Regions from separate parts of the Homo sapiens genome. Here region 2 is linked to region 1. The links are chromatin contacts, found by Hi-C in ENCODE. All regions are on one chromosome and are shown on one strand. The core of a region is the stretch at or near the end of the contact, and the rest is flanking DNA. Distances in the headings are between cores, read along the strand shown.

Region 1 (2,700 bases), core at 51-2,550:
TCACTGATGAGCCCAGTCAATTTCTCTCTAACCATTTACAACAAGCAGGTGAGCGTGCACACATGCAAACATCCATACACACAATATACAAATAACTGAAACTAACAACTCATGAAACATTACTTACCCTTCAACATGTCATGCTCACTGATATTTTTATTCTTTTCTATTTTATTTTAAAAAGTACTGGGGTTTCACAATCTACTGAAAGATTACCATGCATATTTGAGAAACATTAACATAGAAAATAAGACTCAGTCTTTAGTTTTTAATAGCAGTGAGTCTGCATCCCAGATCCACCACTTAATCTGGGTAAGTTACTTTAAAAACCTCAGTATCCTCAACTGTAAAATGAGAATAGCAACAGCCTTTCACCTTAGGTGATTTTTGTAGGACAAAATGAGAGAAGTTTAGAAGAATGGCCAGTGTATGACTGACGTTGAACAAATGCTAGCTCCTTCCATATCCTGCAAAGTTAATGCAGCAACATCTCTTTTGCCAGGTTATAAAACAAAATGCCCCCCACAGAGTTAAAATATAGAACACCAAAAGAAGCAAGGTATTAGCATTCTCTGTTGAAAGACTTTGGATCTTCTAGCTACAGTAAAACAAGTCTGAAGCCTAATTTCTGGTTTTGATCAAATGCAGTCTCACAGCCAGAGAGCTGAAGAGTGACTTAGCTCCCTGCCGGTCCTCCCTGTCAGTGACATCCTCTGGTTTCACAACCAGTTCATGGGTTCCCAGGGCCTTCACCCAGATGTCTTCCAGGCGTGACTTCATTTTAGTCCTTGGTGTAGATATTCATGTCCATCACCAACCAGAGTGTGACTGTGAACATTGTATTTCTCTGATGTTCGATTTCATTAACTAAAAATTGGAGAAAACAACCATTTAATGAGACTATAAGGAGGGTTAAAGATATAAAATATTGAAAGGGACTAGCATTGAGGAAGGATCATGAGGAAGTTTTCAATAAATATTAGTTCTTGAATTCTTCCCCTTCCATTAACTCCTGTACATGTATTATTACCACATACTCTCACCTCTTAGGCTGCCAAGAAAAGTCACAGGTAAACAATGAAGACTTGAGACTGGTTTGAGGGTGGCCACTGCTGGGTAACAATTTGAGCCAAGAAAACATTCCAGGAACTCCTTCAACCCAGTCATGAAGAAGGCAGGTTCTTCTTCAGCATTGTTTGTGGTTTTCAACCACACATCCTAAAGTACATTTTTGATTCTATCGTTTCAATTATTCATTCATTCATTCAGGCTTAGAGAAACCTCCAGGAGACTGCTATCATGGCAGAGAAGCCCAAGCTCCACTACTCCAATGCACGGGGCAGTATGGAGTCCATTCGGTGGCTCCTGGCTGCAGCTGGAGTAGAGGTAGGTTCTGAGTAAGGTCATCTTAAGTTGGATTTAAAATTGCGTTATCACATACTTTTCCCACAGAAACTATGCAATGATTACTTACTGAAGCATTGTGCCTTAAATAAAAATGGACTGTAATTAAGAAAAAGATGAATAGATTTGACCTAAAAATTGTTAAAATTTCTTCTTATCTAAGAGCATACATATTAAAATACAATTAAGAAACTAATCAAAAAGTGTAGAACTTAAGTGGATTAGAATTTAAACAAACTGTAAAAAATAATTTATGGCATTAGAAACTTGGATATTGACTGAATATTTGATGACATGAAATAATTATTGTTAATATTTCATGTGTGATAATGTACTATGGTTATCTTTAGAACAGTTTATGTGTTTTAGGAAAACACATTGAAGTATTTAAGGATTAATCATATGGATCTGGGATTTCTTTGGAATTATTACAAAAGGAGAAGTAGGTGGGCATAAATATAACTTCACATTGGTTTTGGTTGATAATTATTGATTCTAGGTGAGAAATATAAGGAGAATTTTTATGCTTTTCTGTTTATTTTTATTCATGTTCATAATTTCCACAACAAAAAAATGAAAATACGTAATATTTAAAAATGGCTGTAGTTAGAGGTAAAATGCAAACTATAAATGAGAGGTGTAAGGGAGTGGATTGTAACAAACTACCTATTAAAGATTGACTACATTCACAGCAATTATTTGTTGAGCACTTATTAATTCCAGGTTCTGTACTAGGTCATGGAGATAGACAGTGAACAAGACAGACACAGTCCCTGCCCTGGGGCGGCCTACATGTCTATGAGGATGCAGACAAGTAAACACGTGGTTAAAATGAGGCGTGGAGGCTTCTAGAACACCCAAGCATTCCCCAGTGTTACCAGGTCATCCTCCCAGTGTTTGAGTAGGAAATGCCTGGAGGTGTCTGTGGGACTCCGCTGAGTGCTGCCCTCTAGAGGTGTCACTGAGAAAAACACTTCCCAGTCCAGACCAGAGTCCTTCAGCGACTGCCTGAGGGTTTTCCTGGGAAGTGAGTCATGGACAAACTCAGGAGATCTTGTCCCTCGGGTGGCAGCAGAAAAGGGGGGTTTCAGGTGAGGTGGCGTCCTGTGAAGGGAACTTCTAGCGCGCCCCTTCAGCCTCACAGCGCCGTGTGGACCTGAGCCTCGGAACGGTACTTTGTGCGTTGCTTCACGAAGGCTTGGGACTTTAGCCTCACCCTTTCTCAGTTCTATGAAGAAATAAGCACATAAGAAATCCAAACACTATCATTCTAGGTTGTTTCCTTTGTACAAATGA
Region 2 (2,783 bases), core at 103-2,602, 210 kb before region 1:
ATGCCTATAGTCCCAGCCAATCAGGAGGCTGAGGTGGGAGGATTGTCTGAGCCCATGAGGCTGCAGTGAGCCATGATCACACAGCTGCACTCCAGCTGGGAGACAGAGCAAGACCCTGTCTCACAAAAAGAAAAAAGAACTCAGCTTGAGAGTTCTGTGTTTGCCTTGGTTGCCTTTGACTGAAGCTCTGTGGTTATCTGTAGTAAATGTCACTATGGATGGCATGCAGAGTGGTCCCCATGTTGGGCCCCACTTGTCATGCAAAGTGGAATCCTTTCATGTTTCCCACCTGCCATGTTACAGGCACATGACTGGATTGCACAAGGTCACAAAGCTTCAGCTAGCTAGTTGTCCAAGCAACCTGGAGTGATACTGAGGGCCGTTTTTGGACATTCTTTTACCACAATAGGTTTGTATCTTACTTGCATCTTATTTTCTTTCAAAATGGAAGCAGATAATGGAAAGCAAATGAACATTAGGCTAATAGTTACTTCTAATTTGTCTCCAGCTGTACACCTCTTTCAGTCTTCAAAACTATGCTAACCATAAAGGTCTATCTGTCACCTCCTGTAGAGAATTTTGTATTTTGTCACCTAAAATACAAAAGTTAGTATAGCCCACTGTAAGTGGGTGTAGCCCATAGTATCAGGAATGCTTTCAGCTGTAGTGGATAGATTAACAGTGACTTCTTCAACAGAGACCTTCAATTAGGTTGTAGAACAATAAGCCCAAAGGCATATATTTTCAGGGTTCAAGCAGCAGCTCACTGATGTCATCAAGGACTCAACCTCTTTCTATGAATACACCCTCTGCAGCTGGGATTCTCATCTTTAGAGCTGATGTCTCATAGCCGTCTCTGCCTCAGCCCTAAATATCACACTTTACACAGCCATGTTCAATGCCGCTTCTTTGTCAACTGTCTTTATTAGGGAGTAGATTCCTTCTCAGAAGCTCTTCTTCCTCACCAGCTCACTTCCCTTTCATTCTCGTAAGTCCGAGCCATGGCACCACTCCTAAACAGATTTTAGTAAGGAAGTAGAATTCCTTTGCTTGGCTTAGATCTATCATAGTTCATGCCCTGGGGTGGCTGCTGTGCCTGAGTATGTCGAATCCTGAGTAAAATCAGGTTCTGTAAACTAAGCAAGAAGAGAAGCATTGCTATGGAGTAGAGCAGCGAAGGCGCCTACCATGGTCCCTTCTTTTTTCTAGTGCATTGTCCATCGCCCTATTTTCCCAGCGCAACAGTAAGTTTTTGTTCTTTACTTTCAGATTATGAGGTGACTCATCATATTTGGGCCACCACAAAAAGGATGAATAGCTGAACAATACCATTCTCAAATGTATTTAACCACATCCTGCTAGGATATGCTCAGATTGGACTGTGAGCTGACTGGTGCTTCTTGTCTAATGCTATTTTGGCTAATACCATTCACTTTTTTTCAGTATGGGAAATAATTCACTAATGTGAATAATAGAAAGCTCAAAGAGTGGTCATGGTTCTTGTTCTCTGGAACCATACCTAGTGTAACTAACCCTTCTCTCTGATATCCTTTGTACACTTGGAACAATTATCATGGCTTTCCAAGTCTCCTTTGCTTCCAGCATCCGGTGTTTCTTCATCTACCCTTCTTGTACTTTCATTTAGATGCCTCACTATGTTCTTTAATATTTCTCTTGAAGTTTGGCCTCTGGAGCAGTAAACCAAGGATGTGATGGGACTATTGCATTCCTTATTCTGAACACAGGCTGCCTTATTTAACAACTCCAGTGGGCACCTTTCACGTTGTGTTCTATGTGAATGGAGTACCCTGGAGTTACACAGTGTATCAGCCTTGTCTGAATGCTGTGTTCCCAATAAGAACTCCAATAATACTCTATCTTTGGGGAAAAATAAAACAACCTTAGAGCTATTTGCTTATTGAGCATCTCCAGTGAGAGGTTTTGTACATACCTCAAATTCAGCCCCCGAGAAAACAGAACCCACATCTCTGTACATTGTCCAAATAACACAAAAACACACATTCCCTATCTCAAACCCATAGTCTCCTGTTGTATCTAAGACTCACCCAGTCCAGTGCCTTTGTTTGGGCTTTCATCATATTTCACCTGGGCTATTGGAGTAACCTCCTAATTAGTCTCTGCCTCTGATCTCTATTCTAACATCTATGTAGTCTCCAGAGGGATTTTATTCATGCTGTTTCTCTGCTTTAAAAACTCTGAGGAACTCCCTTCTGTAGGATAAAAATCAAACTCCTGCGTGAGGCCAGGTGTACTCACGCCTGTAATCCTAGCACTTTGGGAAGCCAAAGTGGGAGAATTGCTTGAGCCCAAAAGTTCAAGACCAACCTGGGAAAAAAAAAAAAAAAAGAGACCTCATCTCTTAAAAAAAAAAAAAAAAAAAAAGCCTGGTAGTGTACACCAAGTACTCCCAGCTACTTGGGAGGCTGAGGTGGGAGGATTACTTGGGCCTAGGAGGTTGAGGCCACAGTGAGCTGTGATTTTCACCACTGTACTCCAGCCTGGGTGACAGAGTGAGACCCTGTCTCAAAAAAATAACAAAAGCAAAAACAAAAAACTCCTGCATGACACACATACTCGTTCATAATTGGGCCCACCCTAACTTTCTAGCTATTTCCTGCAATTTGCCCCATCGCCCTCCATTGAATTGGTTTTACGCTCTAGCCTCGTACCCAGCCCTGGTTGCACATTAGACCTGGAAAACTTTCAGAACTCTCAAAGCTCAGCCCCCATCCTGACCTGCTTCTTGGGGCTGGGGCTAGGCA

Evidence for each region. Hi-C counts contacts between places; a loop is a spot of excess contacts on that map. Pooled maps may share reads with other maps.
Region 2: a pooled map shows a loop between it and region 1 (4-fold over the local background). The contact joins the enhancer-like site here to the promoter of GSTA5 in region 1. A Hi-C loop is called at or near these places in 4 of 50 pooled maps.

The regions. Positions count from the first base shown.
Region 1 is chr6:52,839,413-52,842,112 of GRCh38, reverse strand. GSTA5 (glutathione S-transferase alpha 5) reads left to right here and starts at 1,300. Exons shown (of 6, transcript NM_153699.3): 1 at 1,300-1,386. The coding sequence starts at 1,300.
Region 2 is chr6:53,047,085-53,049,867 of GRCh38, reverse strand. All of the region lies in intron 1 of CILK1 (ciliogenesis associated kinase 1), which reads left to right. Among named protein-coding and RNA genes, the nearest start is that of CILK1, 13 kb to the left of the region's middle. Within about 2 kb of position 1,352, at least 5 of the 41 ENCODE cell types and tissues checked have a DNase peak (open chromatin) inside an H3K27ac peak, as active enhancers do.